Linked DNA regions of Homo sapiens: all the other regions are linked to region 1. Evidence: chromatin loops called from intact Hi-C (ENCODE). Cell type or tissue: PC-3. All regions are shown on one strand. Region 1 has its middle 180 kb from the start of LINC00494. Region 2 has its middle 11 kb from the start of LINC01523. Region 3 holds the start of LOC105372637 (a long non-coding RNA gene). Region 4 holds the start of LOC105372636 (a long non-coding RNA gene). Region 5 holds the start of LOC124904921 (a long non-coding RNA gene).

The links. Peaks named below come from ENCODE experiments on the same cell type or tissue, not always from the same donor. Only the 100,000 strongest peaks of a DNase experiment are listed, where the experiment ranks them.
Region 2: it touches region 1 in a loop (3-fold over the local background); 4 of 110 quality-filtered maps call a loop at or near these places.
Region 3: a loop joins it to region 1, with 6 times the contacts of the local background. A loop is called at or near these places in 3 of 110 quality-filtered maps.
Region 4: a loop joins it to region 1, with 7 times the contacts of the local background. A loop is called at or near these places in 9 of 110 quality-filtered maps.
Region 5: it touches region 1 in a loop (8-fold over the local background); 12 of 110 quality-filtered maps call a loop at or near these places.

Annotation. Positions count from the first base shown.
Region 1 is chr20:48,178,355-48,183,354 of GRCh38, forward strand. No RefSeq gene overlaps it. Among named protein-coding and RNA genes, the nearest start is that of LINC00494, 180 kb to the right of the region's middle. In PC-3, no CTCF peak of the experiment used is centred here; DNase peaks (open chromatin) are centred at 1,887 and 2,477; H3K4me3 peaks cover 510 bases; H3K27ac peaks cover 2,374 bases.
Region 2 is chr20:47,969,499-47,974,498 of GRCh38, forward strand. No RefSeq gene overlaps it. Among named protein-coding and RNA genes, the nearest start is that of LINC01523, 11 kb to the right of the region's middle. RefSeq lists enhancers at 681-1,182, 1,183-1,682. In PC-3, a CTCF peak has its summit at 2,904; a DNase peak (open chromatin) is centred at 4,123; H3K27ac peaks cover 4,459 bases.
Region 3 is chr20:47,947,415-47,952,414 of GRCh38, forward strand. It overlaps LOC105372637 (a long non-coding RNA gene), which reads left to right and starts at 3,396. Exons shown (of 7, transcript XR_936793.2): 1 at 3,396-3,510; 2 at 4,343-4,431. RefSeq lists enhancers at 3,823-4,382, 4,995-5,000. In PC-3, a CTCF peak has its summit at 2,711; DNase peaks (open chromatin) are centred at 1,997, 2,857 and 4,217; H3K27ac peaks cover 3,832 bases.
Region 4 is chr20:47,841,932-47,846,931 of GRCh38, forward strand. LOC105372636 (a long non-coding RNA gene) reads right to left here and starts at 1,338. Exons shown (of 3, transcript XR_936785.3): 1 at 1,248-1,338; 2 at 209-426. RefSeq lists a silencer at 81-281. In PC-3, no CTCF peak of the experiment used is centred here; DNase peaks (open chromatin) are centred at 300, 2,470 and 2,810; H3K27ac peaks cover 4,610 bases.
Region 5 is chr20:47,793,337-47,798,336 of GRCh38, forward strand. It overlaps LOC124904921 (a long non-coding RNA gene), which reads right to left and starts at 3,913. Exons shown (of 3, transcript XR_007067619.1): 1 at 3,822-3,913; 2 at 3,608-3,704. The region is part of intron 1 of LOC107985401 (a long non-coding RNA gene); the gene reads left to right. In PC-3, no CTCF peak of the experiment used is centred here; a DNase peak (open chromatin) is centred at 2,155; H3K4me3 peaks cover 178 bases; H3K27ac peaks cover 2,995 bases.

The sequences.
Region 1 (5,000 bases):
CTTTAAAGTCCAGCAATTTTACTTGAACTTGGTGTTGGTCATGATGGGTCACTATTCACAGGATGCAGCCTGCTCTTTTAACAAATAATTTCCAAGGTTTTGTTTTTGGAAGTTTTTTTGAATTATTATTTTCGGTATTTGTATTGCTCCCTTGCTGCATTGTCTTTTTTTTCCTTGAGAGATTCCTTTTATCTGTAAGTTAGTTCTTGTCTCTATCAACACAATTTTTTACCCTCTCTCCTAATTTTTGCTTCATCTGACCCTTCCGTCCACTATTATCTTCTCTGCCTCCTAAAATCTTTAAGACAATTATTTTATCAACAATCCCCCCTTCTCCCTAACATCTCCAGATGACTCTCCCAGTCCCTCCACGGACCAGCCTTGCCTGTAATCTGACTCTCTTTGAGGACAAGCAGCCCCTCTCCAAGGAAGCTCTCTTTGTTTCCCTCACAATTCAGGCGCTCCAAGTCTAGAGGCAGGGTCAGCCCCCTCTCTGTTTTTCATGACAATCAATATATCACTTTCCTTCTTCCTATTTCAAAAGCACATCTTGCTTGAAGCTCTTGCCATGTGTCTTTAACTCCCGTCCAACATTCTCCGCCCCTCATCTGGAAACATCCCACTCAGTCCCCTTTATTCAGTAAAGACTGAAGCTCTTGGCTCACTCTTTTTTTTTTTTCAATCTCATCTAAGGCCCTAACATCCACTCAGGTTCCAATCCTGGCTCCATCCTTTATTAGATCCATTACTGTGGGCCAGGTGCTGAATTTGCTTGTGCCTCAGTTTCCTCACTGGCAAAATAGGACTAAGTGGTCCTTACATAGTTGTTGTAATGATTGAATTAAAGTGCAGAAATGCTCAGAACAGTGCGTGGCACTAAATGTAGTCTGTTATTATTATTATCATCATTTAAATTTTTATCTGGCTTGGCTGGAGGAGCACAAGTAGGCCCTTAGCTGAAGCTGAAATGTGAAGACTTTTTAAAGAACTCTGTGATTTGATTTTGGTGTCCCAGAAGGTAGCATCCTAGAGGTATTAATTTATAAACCATTCACAGGAAATAAAGAATAAAATGTAACTCCTTGCAAGAGGGCTTGTTTATATATTTTATAAGTAGACTTTACCGCTTCCAACTACTGATCAAACCAGCTCGCCATCAACTCATGATAAAAAGTCCTCATTGGTAACAATAGGGGAGGAAACAGGAGCATTTCCTACATCCACCTTGGTGATTACCAATGTGTGAGACCTTTGCAGACCCATGGATGTACCAATATCCTCCAAGGGTGTGTTGGCATGGCCACCTCCTCCCAAGACCTCCCCATACCACACATCCCCCACCACCGGCATCTCATGCCCACACCATCTGATATGGTTTGGCTGTTTCCCCACCCAAATCTCATCTTGAATTGTAGTTCCCATAAGTCCCATGTGTCATGGGAGGGACCCAGTGGGAGATAATTAAATCATGGGGCAGGTCTTTCCCGCGTTGTTCTCATGATAGTGAATAAGTCTCATGAGATTTGATGGTTTTATAAAGAAGAGTTCCCCTACACAAGCTGTCTTGCCTGCCACCATGTAAGAAGTGACTTCGCTCCTCATTTGCCTTCCTGCATGATTGTGAGGCCTCCCCAGCCATGTGGAACTGTGGGTCCATTAAACCTCTTTCCTTTATAAATTATGCAGTATTGGGTGTATCTTTATTAGCAGCATGAGAACAGACTAATACACACCCTCTCATCCTCCCTGAACTTTCCACCGGCATATTCTATCTCTGGATTTCACATCATCACACAAGGCATTTTCTGAAAACTCCTGTCACCCCCTCCTAAAGTGATTTGTCACCAGCAAATAGAGTGATGGGAGGAGCCTCTTTATTAACCAAGAGATGATTCATAGGGCTGCACACAAAGCCTGTGAAAAGCAATGTTTATTTTCTTGAAATGACATAAAACTATCATTAATCATCCTACCCAACCCATCCTGAGCGACCTCCTCGCTTGTTTTAACTTCTACAAATTAATGTAAATCACTAGATTCAGGGTGCATATTTGGAGTGGAGGGTCAGAAGAGCCGGCCAGAAGACCTTTGCTTCTGTTTCTATAAAACATCATACACTAAGAAAAAAACACATTTCCATTTCTTTCTTTCCTATAATTGGTCAGGGGTCTTCCAAACTCGAGTCTGTTCTTTGTGAACCAACATAGCAGAATTTAATTTTGTACCCCTTCTCCCCTCATAGCTAAACCTTGAACTTACCGACTGGAGTGAACAATGAGGCCACCATATGGAGGACAGCATCCTGGTCTAGAAAAACAATCTCCATAATGCACCAGCCCATCCAAAAACAGACTGAAATTATATGTTGAAGCACAGTGGAAATTTCCTCCTGCATGTTTTATGTAAACAAGTTCATTTGTTCATTCAATGAATCCACAGTTCTTCAAAGGCTCTGTTTATATTAAAAGAAAGAAGCAGAAAAATTTGGATTGGCGGGCAGCCAGCTCTACACCTACAGAGTTGTCAAGCTGTTAGAGCAACATTCGGGAGCTCCGATGTTTATGTTGAGATGGGCTTTTAAGCCAAAAGTAAAATATTTTTTTTTGGATGAAACAGCCAGATATGTGAGCAATGGACTCACATCATCAGAGACAAAAAGACCAGTGTTTTGCAAAAGGGCAGAAGCTGAGCTGGTGATGGGCCTCAGACCTTGCGCAGGGCCCGAGGACTCTGTCTTCTCATGTCTATGGAGCAGCATCTCAGGGGTTTCTACATTAGACAGCTTTAAAGTAACAAAGAAGAGCGAGTGTCTGAGGTTAAGACCTTGACACACGATGGTCTCTAGGCTGCTGACTTGAATCCTCAGGAAAAAATCTACCCACCAAAGGCCTAAAAGTTGGGTTCTTTCCAAGTGTGATATTTTATATTTACTATTTAGAAGACCATGCAGTAATCAAATAGCAGCTTCAAGAGAGGCTCTATGAGAAAGAGTGTCTTGTATCCATCAGGATTCTGTGGTTGCAAGTGACAGAAAATCCTACCCCAGTTGGTTTAATCCAACCAAGTGTTTCATTGAATCACAGACTTGAAGCAGGATGGGGATTTTTGCTTTGGGTGTGGCTGGATCCAGGAACTCAAAGGATGTCACCATGTGGCTCTTTTTCTCTATTTTTAAACTGTGCATTCCCCTGAGTTGGCTATATTTTAGGGTAGATGTTCACTCGTATGAAGGTGGCCAGCGGCTGCTCCAGCTCAGCATCGTAACTTCTCAGCAACTGCAGTGGAAAGAGAGCACTGCTCCTGCAGTTACTGAGGCCGATACCTGAGAATTGGCCTTTAGTAACTTTAACTGGGTCACATGTGCATATCTTAACCAATCACTGTGGTCATGGGATAGAGACTTCTGATTGGTCAGACCCAGGTCACATCATAGCCCTGGACTCAACAAAACTACCTGCACAGGGAGTGGAGGAGGGGTGGCTCGCCCAGGAAAATAGGGTTCATTACAAGAAAAAAGGGAAGCGTATTTGAAGCAAGGAAAATTTGGTCTGAAAAACATTTAAAATTGTAAAAAAAAAAAAAAAAAAAAAAAAAGAAAAAAAAAACAGAAGGAAATTGGGTATGTTTACTTTGAGAATGAGAATAATCATGATTATGACGAATCCTGGAATCTTAAAGTTAGCAGCATCTTCCCAGATTGAGACCAATAGTTTCCAGACACATTTTTTTTTTAGAGCCACAGACCTCTTTTGTCAAATAAAATCTAAAGTCTGTGGGAACGTCCATGATGAAAACGGATCGACACTAAGCTATTTAGTTAAAAGAGGAAAAGGGTAAAAGGAGGAAAAAGGCCCAATGTCCCACCCTCTTAGTTCTCCCAATTCTTCCAACATCAGCTCTTCCTTGGAAATTGAGGGAAGACAATAAAAAAAAACTGCTGGGGCTTCAAAGATGACTTTAGGGAGTTAGACCCTGACCAAGAATAACATTGACTCATACCAAGAAAAACTTCTTCCCAGATCAATTCTCTTTCAACCTCATCAAGGAGAAAGTCAAAGGTTAATGCTAATACATTTTAATAAATTTCATAGCCCTTGCTAATACTCATTTGAAAAATCAGAGGTCAGGTTATCAGGATCACAGTGCTCTGTGGGTATTCGGCTAGAATTTACTATCAATATTTTCTTCTTACTGCTTTTGTTCTTACTATTTCCTTCTATTTAGGGAAATGATTCTGGTTTTCCATTTTATGATGATGACATTTACATGTGTGTATTTTCTTATTTTTTCTTTTCAGTGAAATTTTTTTTTGTATTGTGGCAAAATATACGTATCACAAAATTTATCATTTTCACTATTTTAGGTGGAAAGATCAGTGGCATTAGATGCTTTCACACTGTTGTGCAACTATTACCACATCCACCTCCAGAATTTGTTTATCTTCTGAATGGAAACTGTATACCCTCTGCAACTCCTCACTCCCTCCCTGCCCCTAGCCCCTGGAAAGTATATATTTCTTTTAAATCCATGTATATAAGTAAAACACACAGATGTAGGCAAATAAAAATGTTTCATAGATTACAGTACAGATGGTGCAAAGGGAAATGGATAAAATTGTGAGAGATGTTTGGAAAACACTAGAGGAGCTTAGCCCTCCTAAAGATAAAACCCTGTCTACAGTATCCCTGCAAACTCACAGCCATGGTTCGAACCTTGGGAATAACAGAGTTTCCTCCTTTGCAAGATGGCCTGTTTCATTTTGCACATGGTTCTAGAAAGTTCTTCCTTCCATCGAGCTTTGGCCTGAGGACTGGCACTGCACCAACGGGTGGTGATCTTTTTCCTTTCCCACTCTAATGACTTGGATATTCGGGTTTCGTGGCCGTGTTAAAGGTCTCCCTTCTTAGCTAAGTATCCCATGTTTGCTTGCAGATTAACACCAATGGTGCCGTGACATCGAGGGACCTTTTCAGCCTGCCCAACCCTGACATTCCCATCTC
Region 2 (5,000 bases), 210 kb before region 1:
CCTGACAGCCTGGAGGTGTGACCAGATTTGCTGGGGGGAGACGGACATGGTTTTGACAGGGGCAGGGCCAAAGTGGGGCAGGGCCAAACAAGGCAGGGGCCAGGGTCATGCAGGGGCGTAGCCAGGATGGGGGTGTGGCCAGAATGAAGGCGGGGCCACTGTGGAGAGGGGCCATGGTGGGGGCTGAACCTTGCTGCAGGTTGTAGAAGCGCTGAGCCCATATAAAGGATCTGCTAGCCCTTGACCTTCCCCAGGTGTCTCATATTCCCATCACTGATGGTTCATTCTCCCATCTCCCATTGCGCTGGCTGCTTTTCATTGAAGTTGTGACAACTGTCATACTAACTCATTCCTTTGGAAAAGGCTACTGAAAAGGTGCCACCCTGGAGATGCTACTCAGGAGAATAACCCTGCTGGTGACTGCTTTCACCTTCTGCCCCTGAAAGGGCTTGACTGTGGGGGGTCTGAGCTACCCTACAAACATCGTCATATCCGAGGGAACGCAACATTGAGTAGCAAATAATAAACACCATGACAGGTCAAGAGACAGACTGCAGAAAGAAAGCAAAAGCTTTCTTATTTTAGTACCTATAATGACATTTTGTTCTTGCTTTTGAGCATGTGGCCTACATTTTCATTTTGCACAGGCTGTGAAAATTATGTACTTGGATCTGCTGGGAGAATGTAATAAATCTACTAAGAGTCACCCTCATCCTCTCTGTCCCGCTCTCCTGTGTCTCTCAGAGTCAGCAGAGGGCCTTGTCAGAGCACAGTCCTCCCGCAGTCTTCCTCATCTCTGTAAATCGCAGCCCCACCCTCCCAGCTCTCAGGCCAACACCTGGGAGTCATCCTCCACTCTTCCCTGCCTTCCACACTCCGCTTCTCATCCATCAGCAAGTCCTGGCAGCTCTACCTGCAAGGGATCTGCAGTATTGGACTCCCTCACCTCCTCCACTTTGACCACATGGCTCCGGTCACCATCACCTCCACCTGGCCTCCCTGTTGGTCTTGCTGCTCCAGCTGTTGCCCCACACCCCCAACCTGTCCTCAGACACAGAATCCCATTAAAAAGTAAACCAGACCACATCCTGTCTCTGCTCAAACCCTCCAATGGCTCCCACTTCCCTCAGAGTAAAAGCTGAAGTCTTCACAGGGTCGCCTAAGGCCTGAGATGACCCATCTCTCTCTCTGCCCCACTGTGACTCATCACCCCTCTGGCCTCATCTTCTAACACCCCTTGGCCCCAGCCACACGGGGCTCCTGGCTGCTCCTCAGCCTCATCCCTCCCCTCGTGTCTCTGGACTCTGTCCTCGCTATCCCCTCTCCTGCATCGCTCTGCCCCCAGGCCCCAGGCAGCTCCCACACCTCCTTCCAGGGCCCAGAATTTACACCAGATACACAGTTTTCTGCACATTTGAACGAATGAACAAAAGAAGGAATGAGCACATGCTTCCTCAGCGGGGAATACTGCTCCCAAGAGGGCCAGAGCTGGTTCCTGGAGGTGAAAAGATTTTTCTCTCATTATGTAAAAATACAGATGTAGGCACAGTGCATAAACCATTTTGCGGTATTTCTGTAGTATTAAATTCATGGTGGGGGTGAGTAAGAAAAAAACCTCTATGAAGGTTCCTTAGGGGTTGATCATGAATTAAAGGTGAGAAAGGCTGAATTAGAGGACAGTCCGCTGAAATCACAGGCTTCTCTCCCACACATTGCCAGGGCATTGGGGAGGCTGTGGAAGACAAATCAAGATCCGTGCAAGTGCCTGAAAGAGTCACAGCCATTCTTCCTGGCGTTTAATAGAAGGAATGCCTCGGTGCTTTGGGGAAACCTTTTTTTATTTCCTGCCAAGGGACAGAATTACAAAGGATGATATTTGCATTTTCCTGAAGCCTCTAATTTTCCCATTCATCACTTGTCAGAACCTGAGGCCCTTCCTCAGCTTATGGAATGTTTGCAAACACGTAATGATCCCTTTTACCAAAGAACGTCACAGGCTCCACATGGAAATGTGTTTGTGTTGCAGAGGCTGCTAATTTAATGCATTAATGTCACTCTGCACCATGGCGGGGTCTCAGGGCATCTCATGTCACCGTGAGCGAGCTGGTCTAAGACACAGGAACCATGGAAACCATCCCATGCCTGGTTAGTGAGTAGATGCGCAGTGGGGCGCCGTTCACTGCCTTGAGGGTGAATGTGGACTCCAGGAGCGAGGGCCAGGCCTTCTAGAGCTCCACCCACCCTGAGATCACAGGCCTGGCTCAGGCTTGCTGGACTTGCCCAATGGGGAACTTTCAGGGGACAGTTTAACCATCCTGAGGGGCAGACAGACCAGGGAGAGGCCAAAGGCACCCGTGGGGTTCCCCCAGGACCGCCATGAATCCCCTTCTCCTCCCTCTCTCCATCAGTGCCTCTGTCCTTCCCACCTGCCCAGCCCAGGTGCCAAACACCGGCCTCATCCGAAAAGTCCAACTGGGCCCAGGACAGTGATTCCCAGACCCAGCTGATCCCGCAGGGAGCTTTGGGTCCTGCTGGTCCCTGGGTTCTGGTGACAAAAGGACATGCAGGAAGGCAAAGTCCCCTCTGGATTTTTCATCATGAGCCACCCTAGGTGCTGCGCACCGCCAGGCTGCCTGATTCCACCAAGAGAATCTCAGGAAATGAAAAATAAGATTTTAGTTGTTAAATTTCAGGCGTCGGGGCTCTTTGAGAGATTGAAAACACCTGGAGGTTGGGTGCACAATGGAGATGGGGCTGTGGGGACGTTTCCTATTCCCAGTGGAATCCGTGATTATTTACCGAGCAGCCTGGAGAAGCCCAGTCTTCACGGAATGGAAAAGCTGAGCCGGGTTTTCATGCACAAACCGGAAGCCGGGTGGCGCCCTCACAGCAGAGCTCCTGACCTTCCTGCCTCGCACGTCCTGGCAGCGGGAGGGCGGCTGCCTTGGACACAGTTTATTGTGTGGCGAGGAGGGAGACAGGAGAGTACGGGGCAAAAAAACCCCAACAAATGGCTACGCCTTAAAAACTTACTTTCAAATGCCCAGTTCACGCAGTTTTCTGGCATTTTACCAAATCAGGCAGGTTTTTTTTTTGGCTTTTCCCACCGTGTGACTCGGTCTGCCTTGCCCTGCCCCACCCCTGCTTGGGCAATCGTGCCCCCCGCTGAGCTCAGCAGCCTGGCGTGAGGTGAGGTGTCTGTGTGGCTGCTGTTAGCAAATCCACCATTCCGGGGGCTTCCCTGGATGGTGATGTGGCTGTTCCCCAACTTGCTCCTGGCCCAGTGACCCGTGGTGGCTGTAGGAGCCGCTGCAGGGTTCGGGCAGCAGTAGTGAAGGGCTTTGCTGCTCTCTGCAGTTTCGATGTCGCCCTCATTGTCCATTTCCTCAGCCTAAGGAGACCCGGTGGCCTGATGGACTTGGCTTCGTTCCTTCTTTCAGCTCAGGGGGACGTGCATTTTTCCTCCTTTGAGTCGAATTAGCAATGAACTTCCCCTCCCCAGATGGACAGCGTGGCATCGTCAGGGCCCAGCTGCAGCTTTCCGGGCCAACGGGTCTTCGTGCATTGTCTGATTTGGTTCTGACAAGCATGCGAGGCCGTGCGGTGGTCATTATACCCACTTTACAGATGAGAAAACACAAGGTAAGGAACTCGCCCGAGGTCACAGGGATGGCTGGATGTAAAACAGACTCCTGCGTGTACAGATATAGAGATTGATAAGAAGAGAATTTCAAATCTCAGCCAAAGCGAAGGTCAAGTCAATGCTCTTGGGGACGTTCCCTTCACTCCCCAGAACGTTCCAACATGGCCAGTGAAGACACTGTGTCCCCGTAACCCTGGGGGAGAAGAGGACGGGGTTAATGAAAAGTAGAAAGTTTCCTCTTTCCCACTGTTGGAGATGCCGGCGTCCCCACATCACCGTCGGCGCTGCATCTGGTCCACTTCTGGGACCCATTTGGGTCCCTGGGCCGGGGCTTCCTGTGGATGAGCCGGGATCACACAGCGATGTGGGGTTGCTCAGGGCGCCCCGTTCACTCCAGAGTGACCCCTGACCCAAAGCCAGTGCTGGGTGTTTGCGGAAACTGAAACCAGGGCAGGTCTGAGTCAGACCCTGCAGAACAATGAGGCCTTTTGTGCAAATGAGGCGGGGGAGGGGCCGGGGGAGACCAGGAGCTTCCTGACGGGGTCCGCAGCACAGGTCACAGCGAGTGAATTCAGGAGGTGACCCTCGAAGGTCAGGTCACAGCCGAGCAGCACAGGCGCTGAGCTAAGTGTCCACAAAGGAGACGAACAAAGCGGCTGCTGTGGGAACAGAGTCAGTGTCGGTCAATGCTGAGTCCAGGAGCTCGGGCCTGCCGGTCGGCGACGGGGGCTTCATGCTGGCTCCCCCAACAGTCAGGAGGGCCATGTGCTGAGGAGGGAGGGTCCTCAGCGTCCCCAGGATTGCTGGTGGGTTCACCTAGTGGAATCGCAGGGGTGAATCCACTAGTTGAGATATTTTTCTCCAATGGATATTGAAGTGAATAAATAACTATTGATATAAAAATATACTTCCCATATTTACTTGTAAGTAAATTCATCAGACCCCAAAATACCCATGACTTCACGAGCCAGAGGTTTGCTTCTATCCCATGTGACAGCCCCGGCGTGGGGGCCCCCTGGCTGGTTGGGCAGCTCCCGGGGCTGAGCCTCGACACTCCAGTCCTGTGATCTGTCATTGACAAAGGCTGTTTTTGTCTACCTGGTCCGAGGAGGTGCAAGTCACATCAGACAGGAGGGAAGAGGAGAAGGGCAAGTGGAGCGTACCCATTCATTTAAGGGTACACTGGGAAGGTACACACCAGCTGCAAGGCAGAATGGGAAATTCAGCTTTGGTCCGGGCAGCTAAACTTTGGGATTTCCAATGTGAAATGTAGGGGATGAGGGGTATCAAGGGTCAGCCCGCAGCCTCTGCCCCCTCTATGTGCTCCTGGAAGTCATCTACTCTCCTACCAGGGGAT
Region 3 (5,000 bases), 230 kb before region 1:
TAAATTTCATTCTATAATGCTGAACCTGAGACTTTACATTTATTCTTCATCAAGTTTGTTTCTTGCTGGGTTCCATCCACTTGGGATAGCAGCCTGGGCCCAATCAGGGGATAAAAACCACACAGTGATTTAAACAGAGAAAATGTTACGTAAGTAAATATTAAACTATGATAAAAGAATAACTGTAGAATATTTTAAAAAGTATATATGGCTCCCTAAGGCTAAGAGAATGAACCCTAGGAAGGACAAGCTTGGAAAAGGGCCCCTTCCTATGGATGGGGTTTAGAGCTTCTTGTAGAAGGTCATTTGCTGACCCCTGGCTTAGCTTATTGGTATACAGGAAGAGCACCTAACACAGTCACTAATATTCTAAAGTCATCAATCCCTTCTCTCCATCTCCACTGTTGCCATTTTGGTCCAAGCCATCATCATCTCTCAACTGACTATTGCAGTAGTCTCCTGACTAGGCTCTTGGTTTCTGTCTTGACCCTGTATTAGGTCAGGTTTCCTAGAAGCAGAGCCTATGACAGATGGCTTATGCATGTGACTTATTGAGAAGCTACTCCTGAGAGAAGGGAGTGAGGGTGCAGAATAGGTCAGGAAAAAAAAGCTAAGCAAGGAAGGAGAGTAACTTCAGCCTGGTCCCATGGAAAGCCCGGGAGCATGAACTGTACCCCAGAGGTCCCAGTCTGAGGCAGGGGGCTGGCATTTGCATCTCCATGCTAGTCATTGGCTATGGGCTGCCCTAGGATGAGCATGGGGGTTGCAGCTTATTGGACAAGGAAGTTCTCATGTGGCCTAGGGCAGTACTCTGGGGAGGGGGACACCTGTGAGCCATTTTCAGACACCACTCAAAACGGCTGGGGCAGGCCGGGCGCGGTGGCTCATGCCTGTAATCCCAGCACTTTGGGAGGCCGAGGCAGGAGGATCACCTGAAGTCAGGAGTTCAAGACCAGCCTGGCCAACAAGGTGAAACCCCGTCTCTATTAAAAATTCAAAAAATTAGCTGGGCATGGTGGCGGGTACTTGTAATCCCAGATACTTGGGAGTCGGAGGCAGGAGAATCACTTGAACCTGGGAGGGGCGGAGGTTGCAGTGAGCTGAGATTGTGCCATTGCACTCCAGCCTGGGCAACAAGAGCAAGACTCTGTCTCAAAACAAAAAACCAACATAGTTGCACATGCTCAGTAAGGGGGATCCACGCAAGGGTCTGATAGCATCCACACCCGCTCCAACCGTCTATTAATAGACAGTGGTCAAGGTGGTCCTCCTCTTCAAGTTCAGGTTCAGGTTCCAAGACAGAATGGGTCAGTCTTGTAATGGGGACTGTGAGATTTGCTGGGCTGCTGTAGGATCTGCCAAGGGACATTAGAAGAAAGGCAGGAAACCACACTGGGGTTAGAGTCCCACAGAATTTTATTTCAGCTCTGGCCCTTTCTGGCTGTGAGGTCTTGGGTGAGTGTCTTCTCTCTCTGGATGCATTTCATCACCTAAACATGGGACACCCACACCTGCCCAAGGGATTAGCTCTGGGATCATCCTCTGAAGCCCACCACTGCTGCTGCTGCTTCATGCATTGGCACTAATTTTGAATGCCTTGTTGGATGTTCACATAGGTTAAAAAGCTGCTTGAAATGATCTGAGCCCAGAACTGAAATCCATTTTACATAGAAATAATTTTTATTTTATTTTATTTTTTTTACTGTTTTAAACTGAGTTTTACCACACTGTTCCCATGGTGTAAACTACGGGAAGATTGTACTCTGTTCTTTTCAGGATTTATTCAATGTTGCTCACCTGTTTGAAAAAAATCACCTTACCAATGGCAGAGCCTCTTGTGGTGTCTGAGTTGCCCAGAACAGTACAGCTGTAGTCAGTCCGCATCTGTGACTTCGTTCACTGTGATTCTGCATCCAAGTTCAAGCATCTGATGACATAATTACACGGTCTACCTTAGTAATGCCAGGTGTATTAGTCTTCTCAGGCTGCTATGAAGAAACACCCGAGACTGGGTAATTTATAAAGGAAAGAGGCTTAACTGACTCACAGCTCTGCAGGGCTGGGGATGCCTCAGGAAACTTACAATCAAGGCGGAAGGGGAAGCAGGCTTGTCCTCCTTCACATGGTGGCAGCAAGGAGAAGTGCAGAGTGAAGTGGGGGAAAAGCCCCTTATAAAACCATCAGATTATCCTGAGAACTCATTTACTGTCACGAGAAAAGTATGGAGGTAACCACCCCCGTGATTCAGTGACCTCCCCCCAGTTCCCTTCCATGACACGTGGATATTATGGGAGCTACAGTTCAACGTGAGATTTAGGTGGGGACACAGCCAAACCATATCACTAGGGCACTTACATGTTGAACTATGTTTTGTTTTATTATAAATTCCTTTCTTTTTCTCTTTATATCCCTCTGGGGAAATTACATTGTTTAAGAAAATGCCTGTAGCTAGGTTATATTTTCTATGAATTTCATTTCAGTTGAGTAAAGGGAAAGTGATAAAGTATTTGTGTTAAAAGCCTGGCATTGACTCTGACAGAGTCGAGAATCACACATCTACAAAGAATTAGCAACATCTTCTCTTTCCATAGGAAACCCATAGCCTCACTGAGAGACACCTTGGAGCTCTTTGTTAGTTTGAGCCACATTTTACAAGGAAGGACTCTTTTCTGTCCTCTCCCAACTGCTATCCTTTGCTAGGACTCCTTAAGAGGGAGTATTTTCCCTCTTAAGGAGTCTGCTGGGGACCTGTGTAATCATTTAGCCCACATCCTGGGCCATGTCAGCTCTCCTGGAATTGTCCCTACTAGCGTTGAGTGTGGCTGTCTTACTCCCCTTTGCTGGAGGAACAGACCTGGACTTCTGCCAAACTGAGGTCCCTGCCTGGTGAGTAAGTAATTTGTTTCCTCCATAGGAGATGGAGCGACAATCAAGAAACAAACAAACACATTTTTTTTTTAAAAGGCATAAAAGCTTAGTCATGCAAATCAAGGCAGAGGAGAGAGGGTAAAGAAAATGGCCTTATTCATATTCTGCAACTTCAGCACGCCCTGGCCCATGGGCCGATTTCTATTAAAACACTCAGCCTAGAGCAGCCAACACTCCGGCTCATTAATAAAGGTTTGTCCCAAGTGGAGTAAACACCACCCGTTCCCAGGACACCCAGAAGCAGAAAATTAACCAGAGGTGAACTGGGTCATTAGCTGCTGCACAATATGGGTCATCCTAGATTAATTTAGTTCCCTTCAACTGGAGGCTCAAAGAGAGTGACCGGTTCTCATAGCGGGGAACAGTGACTTAGCAGCGTGTTGAGGTCTCTTGGATACCAGGCCAGGAGCTGCCATTATGATTCATGGCGCCTCTGACATCACTCAGTGGTTTTGTGATGCAAAGTTCACATGTCTGAGCACACATAAGGGACTCTGTGAATATGTGTGTATTTGTTGTGTGCATGCCCGCAGAATGGGATACAGAGACTCACTCTATTCATCAGGGATTTGTTTTAATCAGGTATGGTAAGACCCCCAGACACAGAAAGTACTGTCATCCGGGAAGACATTCATTACATTCTAGGTCCCGAGAAACGGGAGACATGGCATGCTCTGCGGGGCCGCACGGGGAACCCTGGGAACCCGGGAACCGTGCTCTGCGGTCCGCACGGGGAACCCGGGAACCGTGCTCTGCAGGGCCACATGGGGAACACTGGGAACCCGGGAACTGTGCTCTGCGGGGCCACACGGGGAACCTAGGAACCCGGGAACACGGGAACCGTGCTCTGCAGGGCCACATGGGGAACCTGGGGAACCGTGCTCTGCAGGGCCACACGGGGAACCCGGGGAACCGTGCTCTGCAGGGCCACACGGGGAACCCGGGGAACCGTGCTCTGCAGGGCCACACGGGGAACCTGGGAACCCGGGAACCGTGCTCTGCAGGGCCACATGGGGAACCCTGGGAACCCGGGAACCGTGCTTTGCAGGACCACATGGGGAACCCGGGAACCCGGGAACCGTGCTCTGCAGGGCCACATGGGGAACCCTGGGAACCCGGGAACCGTGCTCTGCAGGGCCACATGGGGAACGCTTCCTTTCAAGAGGAAGAGGGAGGAAGTGAGACATGAGCAAGAGACTTTATTGAGGAATGAATGGATAGGCAGTCACCAGGCTCAGGGTTGTGAGTGTGAGTCACTTCAGCAGGCTCTGGGACATAGGGGCTGTTCCTAGTTGTCTGGTACCTGGCCCTGGAGAGGGAGAGCCCAATAAAAGAGGTGGTTGGGGCGTGTGGGCTCTTGATTTGTTTTTCATTTGCAAGACATGCTCCAGATGAGTTGTTTCCTGTCTCTTAGGAATTGGCAGGCATGGGAAGAGCACGCTGTCCAGGGTCGGCAAGGCCTGGAAATGTCAGAGCATCAGAATACTGAAAATAAAAGACATGGTCAGTACTCATACATAGACATGACACACACATATACACACATACGCAGACTCACACATGTCAACAGCTGAATGAAAAATGTCTTTCATTCCTGGAAGCAGGAGTCATATCACTTTCTCCAAAGCATGTCTTTTTCTATGCAATGGTGTGCTTTAGGTGCAAGAACACTCGAGAAGCGGCAAAGATAAAGTTAAACAAATCCAAGTGTTATAATTCTGCATTATGCATATGTTTTGACTTTTCATCTTTTATTCAGAGAGTAAGATAACCAAATAGAGTAAAGGAAGCCCAGCCAACCAGCTCAGTTTCATGTGGGCAGAACCAGCAGGAAATTGAAAGGGGAGAGAAGCCCCTTGCCAAAGCCGCCTCCACTTGCACTGGGAAGCCCACCACAGGCCACCACCTGGGCTGGGAGATTTGTCAGCAGGCGTTGGCCTGTGACAGTCACACTTCCTGCTCCTCAGTCTGAGATGCCCCAACCAGATGGCGGAGGCCCGATGGGGAAGGAGCAGCCTCCACGGAGGCCCGCCTGGTTTTCCAGCCTTGGACTTGCAGCCGGGACATGAGGG
Region 4 (5,000 bases), 340 kb before region 1:
CATGTCACCTCCTCAGAGAGGCCTTCCCAGACCACCCAAAATGAGACAGTAGCTCCACCCCCATGACTCTTTATCCCATCTCCCAATCTGTGTCCTTTGTTGTATTTTTCACAGTCTGAATGATGTTTATGTGTTGACCTGCATGCTGTCCATCCTCATAGACTGGAACTTCCTGAGAGTGTCATGAGATCAGATGGCTCTTACTCACCGCTGTGTCCCAGACACCAGCACAGCAGCCTGTGTTTAAAGGTGGTCCGTCAATGTTTGTTAAGTGACTGGACAGATACGGAAGTGGACGGTTACACTGACAGTTTTTACAGGGGGACGTGTTGCTTTGCCTTTGACTTGTTCCATTGTCCTCGTATGTAACGTGGGCCTGACCGGGAAGAGGTGGTGCCTGGACATGACGAAAAACTTTCACACGATCTGTCGGACAACAAACCACATAAGTATCCCTTCTCTATCCGTTATTCTATACCTTCATGGATAAATCACTAGACCTCACGTGGGCACAGGAATTTTGAAATATATTTTTAAACAAATTGCTAATGTAGACAGCGATCCTAAAATATAGAGAGACATATAGACATTCACCCGAGCCCTGCACACTCTACACATGACTTTGCAATCCATCCTTCGAGGAAGTCTGCAGTGAAGACGGCCCTTCAGAACTGCGAAGAATTGAGTCAAGGGGCTGGACCTTTAGACCCCTGTGTTTACTACTAGTCTTTGGAGATGGAGGGACCCCAGGAAGGGTGACTGGGCAAAGCAGCTCCTGTCAGCCAGGGGCATTTTCTGGGGAGGGTCTCAGCTGTGAGCTCTCAGCAGGCAACCCCCTGGGCAGTGGGGCATGCGTGCCTGCTCCTGAAAGGGGATGTGGGGGACACATCCCAGCATCTGCTCCAAGCCATGAGTCTTTCTCACCCGGGCCATTGTGCAAAAGCTTCCCGACAGGCCTCCCTTCTTCCACTCTTGCCCTATTTACCTATTTTCCACACAGCAGCCAGAGGAAGCCTGTGAAACCCAGGTCAGGTCCTGTGCTTCCTCTGCTCAGAACTCTCCATGGCTCCCGCGTACTCAGAGTAAAACCCGGAGCTTCATGATAACCATGAGGCCCGCAGCTTCTGCCTCCAAGGCTTCTCTGGCCTCACCTCCCGCTGCTCCTCTCCTCACTCGGCCGCAGCTGTGGCTCCCTCCCCGGTTTTCCGGGAACATGCCAGCACACCTGTTGCTGGCTTTGTACTCACTGTTTTTTTGCCTGGAAGGCTCCACCCTCGATGTCATCCTGGCCCGCAGCCTCAGCTCCTCCAGTCTTGGCTCAAATGGTGGCTTCTCAGCAGGGTCTTCCCTGACCATCCTACTGAAAATCAACAACCACCTTCCATAGGGGGCTGAACAAGGGCCCCCCATATGTGTCCACATTAAAACCCCTGGGCCCTGTGTGTATGTCCATTGCAAAGGCGCTTTGCTGGTGTAAAGTGAAGGATCTTGAGATGGAAAGATGACTCTGGATGACCTGGGTGGGCCCAGTGTAATCACAGGGTCTTTATAAGAGGAGGGCAGGAGGGTCTGAGTCAGAGGAGCTGTAGTGACAGGGCAGAGACTGGAATCATGTGCTTGAGGATGGAGGAAGGAGCCACGCTCCCAGGAGTATGAGGGGCTCAAAAGAAAATACAGGCCAGACCAGCACTTTGGGAGGCCGAGGCGGGTAGATCACTTGAGGTCAGGATTTCAAGACCAGCCTGGCCAACATGGTGAAACCCTGTGTCTACTAATAATACAAAAAACATTAGCTGGACCTGGTGGTGCGCATCTGTAGTCTCAGCTACTTGGGAAGCCGAGGCAGGAGAATCACTTGAACCCAGGAGGCAGAGGCTGCAGTGAGCCAAGATTGCACCACTGCACTCTAGCCTGGGTGACAGAGCGAGACTCTGTCTCTAAAAAAAAGAAAGAGACAAAGACAGAGAGGAAAAAAAAGGAAGGAAGGAAGGAAGGGGAAGGGAAGGGAAGGGAAGGGGGAAGTGGAAGGGGAAGGGGAAGGAAGGGAAGGGAAGGAGGGAGGGAGGGAGGGAGGGAAGGAGAGGGAAGGGGAGGGAGAAAGAGAAAGAGAGGGAGAGAAGAAAGAAGGAAAGAAAGAGAAAGAAAGAAAGAGGAGGGGAGGGGAGGAGAAGGAAGGGAAGGGAAGGAGGGAAGGGGAATGAAAGGGAGGAGAAAGAGAAGGGAGAAAGGAAGGGAGGAAGGAAAGAAAGGAAAGGAAGAGAAGGGAAGGGAGAAAGAAAGAAAAAGAAAGAAAGAAAGGAAGAAAGGAAGAAACAAAGAAAGGAAGGAAAGAAGGAAGGAAATACAGACACTGAAAATGCAAAGAGTCCTGCCCTCAGGGCATCCAGCAGGAGCCAGCCCTGTTGACACCTTGACTTAGCCCAGTGAAACTGACGGCAGACTCCTGACCTCCAGAGCTAGGAGAGAGTCCATATGTGTTGTGTGAAGCTATCAGGTTGGTGGTGATTCGTCATAGCAACCACAGGAAGCTAACACACCCTCCCACATACCTGGAGCTTCCTATCCCCAAGCCTGCTGAATGTCTCCCTGTAGCATGGATTAGCAGCTGACATGCATACCTTTCACTGATTTGTTTATCCCTCTCCACTTACTGAATGTGTGCTCCATAAAAGCAGGAATTTTGTTTGTTGCAAGATCCCCTGCACCTAGCACAGTGCCTGGCAGATAGCAGGTGCTCAGCAAACATCCTCTGCAATGCTGCACTTGAGTCCTGAGGAGGGAGACGGAGCAGATCCTGGGATGAGCCAGGGGACAGAGCTCCAGGCAGAGGCAGCACCAAGGGTAGAGTCTGAGTCACAGCCAATCCCATCCTTCTAGATGGCTGCTGTAGGACCCATGGATAAAATTCCTCCTAGCCCTGCCTCCACAGAGAAGTCCCTTCAACTGAAGCCATGGAAGCTGGAAACTCACTTAAGAGCCCCTACAGTGAGAGATTAAGAGCATAGACCCTGAAGCCAGGCTGCCTAGGTTCAAATCTCAGCTCTGCCACTCACTAGCTGAGTGACTCTGGGCTAATTAATTAACCTCTCTGTGCGAATTTCCTCGTCTACAGAATAAGGATAATGATAGTGCCCATCTCATAGGGCTATTGTGAGGATTGAAATAGCTAATGCATTTAGCACAGTGCCTGGCACACAGTACACATGATCTACTGTTCCTATTTGGGTGGAAAAGTCCAGCAAGTTGCAAAGATTGCTAAAAAGCAATGAGAATATACCAGGGTGTCTAAACTGACAAGCAAAGGGTATGATTAAAAGACAAGCCAGGTTGGCAGCAGAACATTTGCTTTCCTTGGCCTGGGCCACAGACAAGGAATTGAAAGGTAGCCTGGCAACGCTTTGAGAAAAATTAATCACCCCTGTTGCCTGCCTGCCCCTGCCCATCCCATTTAACCTGCATTCCCCCGCCCCCTACCCTACCCCTAAAGGGATCCTGGAGCCTCCTGTTGCACAGGCCGGGCTGTGACATCCACAACACACCCCAGCTGGGCCCAGCAAGTTGTTTTCCAGCCCCATCTGCCCAGACACAGCCCTGTGAAGAGAGGGCCGAATGCAGAGCCAGGGCTGTGTTGACTGCAGAAGGGACGGAAGAAAATAGATGGGGTGCGGTCTGCACAGTGGGAGGTTGGTGTGTCATGTGGGTCTCACATGTGGCTTCCCTCCAACAAGCCCCCTGCAATCCCCGCCAGACGTAAGGAGGGAGGGGTGAAAGTGGGGTTTCCGCCAGAGGCAGCAGAGCTGAGGAGGGGCCCAGGCTGCAGGGACCTGTGTACAGGGCATGAGATGTCACCGGGGGCTTCCTACATGAGATGCAGTGAGTCATCAGGGTGCAGGGTGGAGGCTCTGAAGGAAGAGCCCAGGGGAATACAGGAAAAAGGTGACCTGAGAATCCATCAGCCACCACCCCAGTCCTTCCCTCCTCTGTCCAGGAGCAGGGCCAGGGCCCAGGAGACAGGGTGAGCTTTCTGCAGGAGGGACACCCGCCCTGAGAGGAACCTGGGCTGTCATAGCCGCACAGACACTGCAAGCCAGGAGCAGTGGCCACACCCGTAGAGCAGGGGTATCAGAAGGGGGCAGAAACACAAGCTTGTCACCTGAGGGCTGGGAGCATCTGTCTTTGTGGTGACCAAGGGGAGACAAAGCAAGTGACGGAGACGCCTTCTCTTCAGCAGTGGTTCCCTCTGCAGGTCTCCAGGGACAGTGGGTCTGAGGGGCAGGAATGGTGGGGGGCTGTCATGGGTGCCGCATTAGGATGTCCCCTTCTACCCTGAGCAGCAGGCAGTCCCCTCGAGGATTCCACGTCATCAGCCTCTGGCCCGAGGGCTTCCCAGCGCCTCCCTTTCTCCGTTTTGGGTGACTTGGGCAGGCACTGGCGTCTACATCTGTGCACTCTTGGCACCTGGTGGGTGCGACCTGGGCCCTCCCATCAGACACACTTCAATCTCATCCCACACAGCCCAGGGCCAGACCTTGGCACCTCATGCAGACTCAGACTACGCACCTGGGATCCGGGCACTGAGACTGCACGTGGCCTCTTCCCAGTGTCTCAGAGGGAAATGAGGCTGGAATTTCTCCTGGGACACTGGACACCCCGCATCTCATGGTGCTGCATAAGAGGATGCTTGGCCCTGCATCCTCCCTGCAATAACCATCATTTAATCAGGCCAGAAGAAGTGGAGAAGGCGCGGCCCATGGGACAGCCATGTGTTCAAAAGCAGCCCCCACCCATGCACAAGCAGCCCTCAGAGGTGTCCAGGCAGCTCCAACCAGCAGATAACGGGCACCCAGAATGTGCAGAGCCAGCCCAGATTGCAGCCTGGATCTCAATTTGCAAGAAAGAACTTGCCAGCTTGAGCAGCTGCCACGAGTCCCAGCGGCTTGGCAGTTTCTCCTGGAGGCTGTTCGCAGAGCCAGACCAGGGACGGGGTCTTGGCCACTATG
Region 5 (5,000 bases), 390 kb before region 1:
CCCCGCCCCAATTCATGCCAATCCAGAAACTCAGAATGTGACCTTATGTGGAATTGGGGACCTTGCAGCTGCAGATAGTTAAGATGAGGGTGTAATACTTAGATTAGGGTGGACCCTAATCCAATGATTGGTATCCTTCTAAGAAGAGAAAGTGGGGGCCAGGCATGGTCGCTCATGCCTGTAAACCCAACACTTGGGAGACCAAGATGGGTGGATCACTTGAGGTCAGGAGTTTGAGACCAGCCTGGCCAACATGGTGAAATCCCACCTCTATTAAAAATATAAAAAGTAGCTGGGCTTGGTGGTGTGCACCTGTAATCCCAGCTACTAGGGAGGCTGAGGCAGGAGAATCACTTGAATCCAGGAGGCAGAGATTGCAGTGAGCCAAGATTGCGCCATTGCACTCCAGCTTGGGTGACAGAACGGGACTCTCTCACAAAAAAAAAAAAAAAAAAAAAAGAGACAGAGAGAGTGGGGACGTAGAGATACAGGGAAGAAGTTCATGTGAAGGAGGAGACAGAGATCAGAGTGATGCTTCTGGCAGCCACCAGCAGCTGGAAAGACCCTCCCTGGAGCCTTTGGAGGAGTGTGGCCCTGCTGGCACCTTGATTTTGGACTTCTGGCCTCCGGAACTATGAGAGAGTCAATTACTGCTGTTCTGAGTCACCCAGTTCATGGTTATTGTTATAACTGCTCTAGGAAATGGATATGCCCATCAATGAGTTGGGGCGGCGGGGGGGGCGGGGGGTCACTCCTCTTCTCCCAGGGTGAATGAGTGATGGTGACAGTGGAAAGAGATGTCCCCACGGTGACACCAGAGCAGGAATCTCAGCCCAGGCCCCAAATCAGAGATTCTGATTTAATGGTTCAGTGATAGATCCAGGCCTGGGTATTTTTTTTTTTAAAAACAAGTTTATTGAGGTATAATTTGCATACCATAAAATTCACCCATCTTAAGTGTACCATTGAATGATTTTTAAATGTCCCAAGTTGTGCAACCATTACTGTCATCTGGTTTTGGAACATTTTCAGCATCCCAGTTCCATCCCTTACGGGCATGGGTGGTTTTCAAAGCTGCCTAGGTGGCTCCAGCCTGCGCCAGGGCTGAGAACTCCCGCTCCCTGGGGAGTCCTGGGGGAAAAGGAGAGTGGTATAAGGTTTCCCCAGAGGTGCTCAGGACTAGTTGACCCTGAAATAAATGTGTAGGTAACTTCAAAACATGCCAGTAGGCATCCACAGAAGCAGTTTTGGTTGCGGTGGTGGGGAGAGGGTGGGAGGCCGGCTGCCGAGGTGCATGAAAGCCCATCTGGGCTGTGGACAGTGTCTGGGGAGGGGGTGACGAGGGAGGTGCTGGTCCCATTTCCACCTGGCTGGAGAGAGCACTGTGTCCACTCCCCAGTGCATACATCCTATCTGCCCTGGAAGTTAGGGTGGGGGGATGGGAGATGGGAACTGGGGTTGCTAGCAGGGAGTCAGTGGGTGTGAGGAGGCCCAGCCTGGCCCCTGCATGGCCCAGAGTCAGGTATGTGAGGCTCACTGTTCCAGAGGAGTGAAGCACCACCCCCAAGAACACATAGTAAGGCTAACACAGGGGAGAAGAGGACCCAGGGCTTTGACTCTTTTATTTATTTATTTATTTTTGAGATGGAGTCTTGCTCTGTCGCCCAGGGTGGAGTGCAGGGGTGTGATCTCGGCTCCCTGCAACCTCCGACTTCCTGGTTCAAGCAATTCTGCCTCAGCCTCCCAAGTAGCTGGGATTACAGGCACACGCCACCACGCCCAGCTAATTTTTGTATTTTTAGTAGAGATGGGGTTTCGCCATGTTGGCCAGGCTGGTCTCAAACTCCTGACCTCAAGTGATCTGCCCACCTCGGCCTCCCAAAGTACTGGGGTTACAGGCGTGAGCCACCGCCCCCGGCCTCTACTCTTGTTCCACCTTGGCGCAGCTCCCTGAGCCCTGTACAACCCTGGACAGAGGCTGGGGCCAGCTTGGTCCTGATCAGCACCCAGGGCCGGTCTCTGCTGGGCTCCTGCTGGAGCATTTCCTTGCCTGCCTTCCAGCAAGACCTTGCCTTGCCACGTGAGTCTGACCTGAGCAGTGTCTTCTGTCCGTCACAGCCTGGTCCTCTGCCAGGACTTGATGGAATCGCTGCCCACTTGGCACCCAGGTCTGTCCTCACCCTGCGATGGCTCTTGGGTGACTCATCAATTTGTGCTTATATCCGGTCGTCTGTGGCTCTGGCAGGTCCTGGTACCCACAAGGGCTGGGCTGCCAACCAGGCTTGCAGCAGAGGCCTCTGGGGTGAGCCTGGCTTATCCTAGTCGGTTCCCCTTCACCTCAGAGCGAGTGATTTATGAGTATCACAGCTACTGCTGATTGAATATTCACTGCACATATATGGGACGTCAGCTCTGAGTAGCAGATCCTTGTCGGTAAACGGACTCCCAGATCTCCCCCAGCCTTGGATCCTTTCAGGACCACTGCGTGGATCACATGTGAGTGTGAATGTAGAACAGAAGGATAAGGCATTTTCTTCTTCATTAATCATATTCCATGCTAGCAACCTTCCAGAAGTTTCCCCTGTGGCTAAGGAATATGTAACAGGTACTGGCTGTTTGCAGCTGCATTCACTCAGGGTCATAAGGCATCACACGCCTGGCTATTGGAGTTCTCAGCCGGTGGTGTCTGTTTAGGCGATTAGTGAATTAAGGGCTTGTTTCTTTGACTTCAACAAGGGACCACATCCCAGTGGGCAACTAACAGACACTATTTGGGATGGATGGCCACAGGCTCTCTGTGTCAGCGGTGAAGACCCCCAAACAGGCATTGTTCTTGGGTTATCCACAGGCTGAGTTCTGACCCTGCAGTGTCACTGCAGAGCAGGGAGCCAGCCTCCCCGGGAGGACAGGCTGACAGGGAAGACACCTGAGCTGCTTTGTAGGGGAGCTGCTGTCCTGGTAGAGAAGGGGCTGCTTTGTGTTTTGTGTTTTTTTTTTTTTTGTTGTTGTTGTTTTTTTTTTTTTTTTTTTTTTTTTTTGAGTCTTGCTTTGTCGCCCGGGCTGGAGTGCAGTGGTGCGATCTCGGCTGACTGCAACCTCCGCCTCCTGGGTTCAAGTGATTCTCCTGCCTCAGCCTCCTGAGTAGCTGGGATTACAGGCGCCTGCCACCACGCCCAGCTAATTTTTTGTATTTTTAGTAGAGATGGGGTTTCACCCCGTTGGCCAGGCTGGTCTCAAACTCCTGACCTCGTGATTTGCCCACCTCGGCCTCCCAAAGTGCTGGGATTACAGGTATGAGCCACTGTGCCCAGCCTGCTTTGTGTTTTGGAGGCTGCCTGCATGGGTTCCAGGAGGGTGTTTTGATCAAGGTGACTTGAGGGTGCAGCAGCCTTGGACATCTTTGGTGACATGTTCATTTATCCACTCATTTGAAAAATCTGTTTAAAGTTGCCACCAAGTCACAGTAACTGTATCAAGACCCCAAGGCCCAAAAAGGTGACTTTCGTGACCCCTTGCTCCCAGGGGGCCTAGAGTCTAGTGAGCAAAAAAGATACAAGTGAGCTCCACAGAGTTTGTGACAGAAAGTCTTGTATTTTCCACCACCTACCTCCTTTTTCCCTTTGATTGGTTTGGGTGGTCACGTACCCAGCTCAAGATCACTGAAGCCAGTGGTCCTCGAAGTGTTGTCCCTGGACTGGCAGCATCTGCATCACCGGGGAACTTGTTAGAAATGCCAAATCTTGGGCCCCATCCCAGTCCCACTGAATCGGAAACTCTGTGGGTGGGGCCCAGCCATCCCTGCTTTAACTAGCACCGCTTACCCTGCGCCAGTCATATGCGTGGGCACTTGACTGCTTCTTGCCAATGAGATGTCAGGAAGTATTTGCTGGGTTTTGGGGAAGTCACTTTCTTCCTGTTAAAAAGGCCAGAATCTTGGAAGGAGGGGGCCTGCCTCATGCCCCCTTCCTGCTGCTCTATGTGTGGTCCTGAGCGCACATATGCATGGCATTGAAGAGTCAACGTATGGCCAGGAAGGGCAATGTCACTGTCACCAATCGGCTGAGCCTGACTGAGCAGAAAAGACCAGCCCAGGGAGTTCTTATTAACAAGACAGCAAATGCTTTCATAACATTGCTACTTGTAGCCAAGAGCACCCCCAACTGATCCAAGTTCATGAGGTTGATAATGATGTAGGTATGACCAGAACATCTCCCTGGCTTATTATGATGTTGCATAAGTCCTTTTCTTGCTCTGTATCTTTGTGACATCTGTAGTTCAAAAACCTTGGCCAGACCAACTTACACCCTTTACGATGGCTACTGTCAAAAACCAGAAAATCACAAGTGTTGGTGAGGCTATGGGGAAATTAGAACTCTTGTACACTGTTGGTGGGAACGTAAAACCTTTGGGTGCAGCCACTGTGGAAAACAATATGGCAGTTCCTCAAAAAATTGAACATAGAATCACCATATGATCCAGCCATCCCGCTTCTAGGTATGTACCCCGAAGAACTGAAAAACAGGGACTTGAAGAGAGATTTGTCTCCCATGCTCATAGCAGCGTTATTCACAATAGCCAAAAGGTGAAAGCAACTCAAGTGTCTATAAATGAATGTTTAAGATGGTAAATTTTATGTTTGTATATTGTATCATAACTCAACATTTTTTTCCATGTCCATAGAAATGAAATAATAAACTTCTTTAAAATTAAACTTTTTTTTTTTTTTAAGAAACATGGCTGGGCCTGGTGGCTCACACCTGTAATCCCAGCACTTTGGGAGGAGGCCAAGGCCGGTGGATCACTTGAGCTCAGGAGTTTGAGCATGGGCAACATGGCAAAACCCTGTCTCTGCCAAAAGCAAAACAAAACCATAGGTTAACTGGGTATGGGTGCACGTGCCTGTAGTTCCAGCCACTTGGGAGGCTGAGCTGGGAGGATCGCTTGAGCCCAGGAGGTCAAGGCTGCAGTGAGCCATGATTGTGCCACTGTGCTCCAGCCTG